2 separate regions of the Homo sapiens genome follow, and region 2 is linked to region 1. Evidence: chromatin contacts called from ENCODE Hi-C or POLR2A ChIA-PET data. All regions are on one chromosome and are shown on one strand. Each heading gives the region's core, a stretch centred on a gene start or an enhancer-like site at or near the end of the contact. The rest is flanking DNA. Distances are from core to core; before and after follow the strand shown.

Region 1 (3,974 bases), core at 669-3,168:
AGAAAGAATGTTTTTCTCTAGAAAGATAGCTTATTCCTCCCATGGAGTTCAGGGAGAGAAAAGATAAAGTAGGCGTTACAGGGTTTTTTTTAAAGGATACTATTTATAATTATATCAAGATGATTTTTATCTGAGTAGCATATTAAACATTATAAGCAAAGGTACCCTTAAGCATTTACGTGACCACTCAGCATGCTCCCTAAGATGCCGAAGTCACCGATAGTTCAGAAAAGGATAGAAAACTTCAGGACCATGGTAGGAGGTTAGACATATGCAATAAAAAGCAATCATTTCATGAATATTGGTGAGAATTAATAGCACTTTATTTCGTGGCTCATTGAGGAAATGTGTGGTTGATGCTATTCAGAAGTACCTCTCAATGGTTTTAATAGAAAGCATGTGTGTGTGGATATGGAGTGCAAGTCCTCCTGACTGGTGGATTGAGGCTCTGCAGACCTCTCAGGTTTTCCCATTTTTTTTTTAATTAGAGTTTCAGTCCACTGATACTACCTTCAAAGTAAATGAAAATGAATCAACAGAAGGTAAACAAGTTCAGGGAAGAATTTTAAACAGCAAAACCCTTTTAGTCAATTCTTAATAGACTCTTCCCTCTTTTTTGAACAAAATTATGTTAAATGCCTCACATTTTCCTTTCTCACCTTCAAGGACTAATGACAGCTGCAACATTTGATGTATGTGTGATTCTGACATTAATATCTTATTCCCTAGCTGGGCAAAACATGAGAAATTGGCCTTGTGTCAACTTTTTAAAATGACAGGCAGGAACTGTATCTGAGTCTGCCTACTGTTGTATCTTCAGCGCCTAGCACTCTACCAAATGTATCCAGACCCTTCATTAATATGTGTTAAATTGTTGAGAGGAAGAAAGGAAGGAAAGAAGGAAGTCTATTTTTATATATATTTAGGGCTAAAAAAAACAAATCCTCGAGTTCTCACTTATCAGACCTTGTCGTAGTAATCAGCCTGGGATTGGTGTTCAAGGTTCCATGTGCTAGGAGTCGTGGTACATGGCCGGCACATGCCTGGCTTATAATAAATACTTGAAATATTTCTAGGGAAGTAAATGAATGTGTCTCTCTTGTTCCCTGCAAATACTGTCTGGAAAATGGAAGATATTCAACTTTTTGTAGATGGAATGAATAGTTAATTTAAGTAAGTATCTTTCTAATATTACTGAAAGATTCCACAACCAAATAGAACTTCTTCCTAGCAGCATTAGGACCTACAGGATAAAATAGCCAACTGACTATAGAAGGCCAGTACTGGAATCTTTGAACCATTCTTTCCCCCAGACAGCAGTCCTGTCTCTCTTTATTAATCTCCATTGTTCTCAGTGAATGCCCTGTTTATATCTGACAGTTTATAGTTTGAAGGGGGAATCATGAACCTTACAATCAAAGTCCTCCCGGCATTTTTTTGTTCTACTTGGAGGAATGGACTATGACCAATGACTTCTGAAAGACAAGTTTCGAAAACCTAAAAAGTTTAGTTTGGTTATTTCAGTGGCATCAGGAGGTTTGAGAGGAGCGGAAGATGTCAGGTCTGTTTCTAGGAAATGACTGGCCTAACAGCTGGAATAGCAAAAGTACAGTGCCTTCTTGCAAAAGCAACTTTCCTGGGTGTTTGATGGAGAAAGGAGAGTCTTAAACCTCTGAGCCAGGAGGAGAGACCGAAATGTTGTGCATTTATAGATAGGTCAGTGAGCTTTCTGGTTTCCCTCTCCCTTTCTTCTCTCCCCTAATTAACAGAGTTGAGGAAGACTGGGGTTCTGCAGTGAGACAGGAGGGGGGTTTATCAGGAGGCCCTTCCGAGAGAGAAAGCGAGGTAACTCTTTGTATCTGAGAGGTTTAAGTAAATGGACAGCCTGTTGGCTCCCTTCCTGACATTCAAAGCCAGAGCTCCCTCCCTCCAGAGGAGTGTCCTGTTTCTGTGTGTTCATTGTTTGGGGCCTCTGTTTGTGTTCAACTGTCAAAACGACTTCAGTGTTGCTACTTCTACTACAGTGTGTGAGTTGGTTTGTGTACCAGAACAATGAGACATGACTGAACAGTTTTTTTCAGATTTATATTTTCTAATGCCTCATGAACCTTTTAAAAAATGTAAGCTATGAGTCTGTGGAATACAAAATTCATTGTTAAGGAATTGAATCTGTTACTTAGGGAAATTACAAGCATATTAAGTTCAGCTGCCTTAGCAAAGCTTCAGAACTTCTTAAGGTTTAATATTTTTATTAGTTCCAAAATAAAATTTAATGTAGCCTTTTTCTTAAAATGTTTTAATGAATGTAAACTAAAGAGGACAGTTGTAAATACAGTTAAATCACAACATGACTTAGTATTTTATTATACATAGGAAAATGGTTTGATCAGATTTAATATTCATTAGACCTGGCTTTTCAATAGCTTGGATAAATATGTTCCTTTTTATTAGAAATCTGTCATACCCAGGGCATAGGCCAACATGTTGGCTTTGTAAATCATGTAGTCTGCCCGGCTCTTTTGGTCCTAGATCAGAAAGAGGCTTTTGCAAACCCACCATTTCTGGGGTTGAATGGGAAATTAGGGAAAGAAAATGAGGTCAAGAAAGGCATGGAGAAAAAAACCGCTGGGCCTGTTGGCCTGAGCACCCCCTAGAAAATATGCTGGGGTAGACTGATAAGCTCAAAGGCTTGTGTAATTTTCTTGCATATGCCTTTGAAAAACTGCAGAAAAGGATCAAAATAGTCAGTCTCCTAAGTTATTCCCTAAGTGAATAGAGACTGAGAAACTACAGGTCATTCATAGAGCAATTTTAAGATCTATTGAAGACTTTGATATTCTGGAAGGCAGCACTCTTTAAGACAAGATATCCTAGGCTTCTATTGGGGTATAAAAAATATTATAATTTTTTTATTTTTGAGACAGGGTCTCACTCTGTCACCCAGGCTGGAGAGCAGTGGTGTGATCTTGGCTCACTGCAGCCTCTACTCCTGGGTTCAAGTGATTCTCCCACCTTAGCCTCCCTGAGTAGCTGGGATTGCAGGCACACACCACCATGCTCAGCTAATTTTTGTATTTTTTGATAGAGACGGGGTTTCACCATGTTGGTCAGGCTGGTTTCAAACTCCTGTCCTCAAGTGATCCTCCCACCTCGGCCTCCCAAAATGCTGGCATTACAGGCATGAACCACCACTCCTGGCCTATAATTGATAATTTATATTAGTTAGTAGATTTTATTAAAATATTAAGCTTGACTAATAGTTAATATATGAGTAAACTATAGTAGGTGCATATAATTTATAAGTTAATACACGTGTGTTGGGAGTGCTTGCTAATTTTTTAAGAGATGTGCACTCAGCCACTGCTGTTTTGGCTCAGGAACACTTATTTCCTAGAACATAGCAGGGAGAATGTGCCTCTATATTTTATCCTGTGCCCAGAGTCTTAAATTTTTCTTCAAATTTATTTGTGGTGTATCATTGGACCACCCTTGTCACTAAGAGCTCCAGTGTCTCATGTGGCAAATGATAATATTATTCTAAATTCTCTTCCATTTGCAAAGACTTCTGGAGGAATTTGTCTTGAGCTTTACAGATTACTTACAGAAAAGAGCCCAGGAGTTATTGCTATCCATTGGGTAATTAGGTAATTCCAAGGAAAATAATAAAACTATTTTGTGCCTGGGAGATTAGAATGGCAAATGGTGACTCATATTAGTCAGCTGAGTAATTATGTAATTACAAAAGAAAGAGAAAAAAACCCTTCAGATTGTTTTTCCTAAGAGGCCCTTTTGGAAGCGTTCCAGCCCATCAGGTACTTATGTAATTAGGTCAGGGGCACAATCCATAAGGAAAAGCTGGGGGATTCATTAAAAAAAATGTTTATGTAAAAGAAACCTGTGAAAAAGAAAAGGAGTTTTTAAAGGATTCACTCAGACTCTACATCTACTATATTGGATGTCATAGCAAATGTCAA
Region 2 (3,974 bases), core at 762-3,261, 110 kb after region 1:
CTTGTCTTTTCCCCAGTAGGCTGTGAGCTACTTGGGAGGAAGCAGGGGTGGCATGAGCATGGCTTTTACTTTTGTATTCCAACATCCAATGTAGGACCTAACACATAGCAAGTATTCATGAAACTTGCCCAATTCATTCAATCACTTGTTAACATTTTATCATTCTCACATCCAATTCTGTTATTTCTTCTCATTGCCATTCTCTGATTTAGATTTTATCACTATTCTCTTTCCGTATGCATTATATTCCATCTAAAATGAAATATTGCTTCCCCAATATATCTGTCTTGTCTGCTCAATTCTTTTTTTTGTATTTTTTAGCATTTTTCTTCCATGCTCTCTGTTCTGTCATGTCTTTTCTGCTTTCCTGCCATGAAAGTGATCACCCTCCCTTTTAGAACTAATTCTCTTCCCCCTGACCCCAGCACACGTAAACTTTATTTGCATTGCATTGCTATTATTTTGTAGCAGTCACTATTCCCTTGTTAGATTGTGGGCAGGGATTGTTCCTCCCTTACTGTCTTCCCTCACGGGTCTATCTCAGTGCTTTGGTCATAGAAGGGGCTCAGAATTGAATTGGAACTGAACAGAATTGAATAAACTATCCGTTTATGAAATAATTTGCTTTAGAGTTGCTAGAATTAAATGACTGCTCCAGTGGCAATATTACTCTAACTCACTAATATCATTTGATCCACTGAGGAGCTAGTTAATTAAGTAGGTGGATTAAAAATATAATCTGGAGGAAGAATGTTTTGGCTGGGACCCACACACTTTTTTTCAAAAAGCTTTATGATCTCTCAGCTACAATTCCTCTTGATTTTCACCCAAAACAGCAATAGGACTCTTTCCACATGACTGTTGATGGCTGGCTTAGGAACACAAGGCCATACACCTGTGTGCCAGATGTGCTCTGCAGCCTGTCTGCTACCCCAGCCCATCTGCAAAGCATACCCCATGCTGGCTCCTTTCTATAGGAAAGGGGGCATTGGTTCCCAGCCTTTTTACATGATAGCTTCCCTGGTGTTTGCCTGTTTTCCTTAACTTAAAACCCCCTCCATTGAATTTCAATGTATTGGGTGACCTTTGCCAACACAGGAGGCCTTAGTTCATTTGTTTATTGGTGAGTCTGCTTTTTCTCTGTGTGCTTGATTTTTTGCCTGGCAATTTTTCGACTTGTATCACCATTTGTGAGAGTGCTGTTTGGTCTTCTGTAGCCAAACCAGCCACATCAGCATCAATAGTAGTTAATAGATAATCAGATCCTCAGAATTTCCATGTGGTGCCGAAGAATGTCGTCTGATACTGAATGTAACTTTAGCAGGAATGAATGGGATTTGATAACGAATGGGTCTGTGTTGATGGACACTGGGGACAAGGTAGCTTTGTGATCTTCTTTGTTTCTGTAAGAATGCCTCTGCAACTGAATTCAGCCCATTTCTATGCCAATGTGCTAATAGTTGTGGAATCTCATTCATCTCAACAGAGGCCAGTTAGCCCTGGAATCCCATCTGTTTGAGTGGATGCAGTAAAATGTCATGGAAATGTGGCCATTCATTGACATCACTAGTGAATGCTTTCTTGCTATTAATTTCCCTTCATTTTAACTGACTCTAATCACACAAATTCTAGCCCCAACTGCAAAAAAAAAAAAAAAAAAAAAAAAAAAAAAAGGCAGTTAGACTTTTCACTTAATTTTTAATCCTAATTTTTAAAGTGCTTGTCCACAGAGAACAAAACAGTTATTTTAAAAATGTGCACAGAGTCTAAATGGAGATGCTCTCGTTCCTACAACACATTAAAAAAATGCTTCAGCCAGTATTTTTGAGTCCTTCTTGGCATAAGATGTCCAAGGCTGTATTTTGGCCCAGAGGAATTTTTAGGCTGATTATTTTTTTCCCTCCTGAAAGAGTTTAAGAAAGAGAAACAGGCTGAGTCTTAGCTAGAACAAGGCTAAAAGAGGTGCTGTCTCTAGCAGATTGCTCCAGTGACACAATAGTTAGGAATGTGGCAGGCCTTTCAGTTAAACTTCTGGCTAACTGGACAGCTGAAATATTGGAGCTAGGTCAGGCTAGAGATCGTAGCAGGCACTTGTAAAACCTCAGTCAGCGGAAATAATGACCACGTTCATACGTTTGTCATTTTCTTAATAAATCTCCTAAATTGATTTTTAAGTCAAGAAATTTGACTTCTAAAAAAGGATGTATGTATGTGTATGCATGTAAACATACATCTGATATAAATAAATGAATGGATAAGTAATACAGGAAACAATAAGGTATCTGTTCAAAACAAATATGGGAAAAAGTGTTTTGTTCTGTTTCCAGCTATGTGTGAATGTGAACTGGCTTAAACATGCTTAAACTTATCAGGTATTTTCATGGAGTCAACAATATTAACAAAATTAACAATGTTAACAATATTAACAATAATTAGTGCTTCCTTAGTGCGAGGCACAGTTCTGAGTGTGTGTGTTTGTGTGTGTGTGTGTGTGTGTGTGTGTGTGTATATATATGGTTTTTTTTGTTGTTGTTTTTGTTTTTTTTTGAGACAGTGTCTCATCCTGTCACCCAGGCTGGAATGCAGTAGTGCAATCTCAGCTCACTGCAACCTCAGCCTCCCAGGTGATTCTCCAGCCTCAGCCTCCAGAGTAACAGGACTACAGGCGTGAGCCACCAACACCCAGCTAATTTTTTATTTTTAGTAGAGATGAGGTTTCACCATGTTGACCAGGCTCGTCTCAAACTCCTGGCCTCAAGCGATCTGCCTGCCTCCGCCTCCCAAAGTGCTGGGATTACAGGTGGAAGCCACCATGCCCAGCCCTAAGTATCTATATTAACTCATTTGATCTTCTTCACAAATTTGTGTGCTAAGTCCTGTTATTTTCTCATTTTTTAAATCAGAAAGCTGAGACTCGAGATTTTACTCTTTGCCTCTAACAGAAGCTTGATTGCTATGGTTTGTTTCCTTGAATAAGACTCACCTCTTTATTTGCACGGTGTGAATTCACAAAGCAATGTGCTGACCAACTTTAAATCAACTGATGCAGCAGACTATTGTTTATCCAGAATGTCTGTAATTTAACACAGTTTGAATTAATAACTTTTCCAAAGTGTGGTTATCTTGACTTCAAAAGAATGCACGTGTATAAATAGCAATTTTCTCCATAATGTGATATTTGCACCAATGAAGTTAAACTACTTTAAACATAATTTCCGACCCAAACACATAAGCAGCAAAGAAACATTACTGCTCACGTATTACCAGCCAGCCTATCAAGATAATACTGCTCTGTTTCCTTACAAACTTTCCTTCCCATATCTTTATCCTGGGGACTGGCTACCATAATTTTACCTGAGAGATCACACCATCACCTTATATCATATAGAAAACCAAATCACCCTTCAATTATTAGAATGCTATAATTATTGAAATATTAATCACTTAGAAATATTATTTTTCAATAGTTCCATGGCTTGCATTCTTTGTTACAATTGCTTATAATCTCTCCCATAAATTCAAGTGAGTGCTGTTGGCTTTCAAGCTGATCCTTGAAGAAGCTGTAGACCTATTTCAGTGATGCTACTAATTATCAGATTGTCATTTGAATTCTTCTTGTTTTTTAATTGCCTTTGTAGCAAGTATTGGTTTTAGGGGGGAGGTGGTAACTCTTCTTCCTTAAGATATATTTGCTTTAAAAGAATAATTTCAGAAGAAAGTCTAGTCAATAGGGGCAGAGAAGATTTGGGAATCAAAAATTGAAGTACAAATATAAAGTCATGAAATTATTATCTTTATGTAATTAATGACTTTATTTGTCCAGTTATAACATAGATCTGCACATTTCAGCAACTAAATACAATAAAGATTTATTTCTCACTAATGTCATCATCCAGTGCAGGCACGTAGGAAGGCTGTGCTCCATACAACTATTCAGAGACCCAAACTGCTTCCCAGTAGAGGTTCTGAGGTTT

The links. Hi-C counts contacts between places; a loop is a spot of excess contacts on that map. ChIA-PET counts read pairs that join two places held with the same protein, here RNA polymerase II (POLR2A). Pooled maps may share reads with other maps.
Region 2: a loop to region 1 is called in a map of heart left ventricle, with 4 times the contacts of the local background. The contact joins two enhancer-like sites. A Hi-C loop is called at or near these places in 9 of 168 maps with a recorded cell type or tissue (Right ventricle myocardium inferior, cardiac septum, dorsolateral prefrontal cortex and 4 more) and 8 of 50 pooled maps. POLR2A ChIA-PET finds 5 or more read pairs at or near these places in 1 of 52 experiments (BJ).

What each region holds. Positions count from the first base shown.
Region 1 is chr3:25,043,555-25,047,528 of GRCh38, forward strand. It overlaps a transcript of RARB not described here. Among named protein-coding and RNA genes, the nearest start is that of RARB-AS1, 340 kb to the right of the region's middle. Within about 2 kb of position 1,919, at least 4 of the 41 ENCODE cell types and tissues checked have a DNase peak (open chromatin) inside an H3K27ac peak, as active enhancers do.
Region 2 is chr3:25,154,875-25,158,848 of GRCh38, forward strand. It overlaps a transcript of RARB not described here. Among named protein-coding and RNA genes, the nearest start is that of RARB-AS1, 230 kb to the right of the region's middle. RefSeq lists a silencer at 824-1,118. Within about 2 kb of position 2,012, at least 2 of the 41 ENCODE cell types and tissues checked have a DNase peak (open chromatin) inside an H3K27ac peak, as active enhancers do.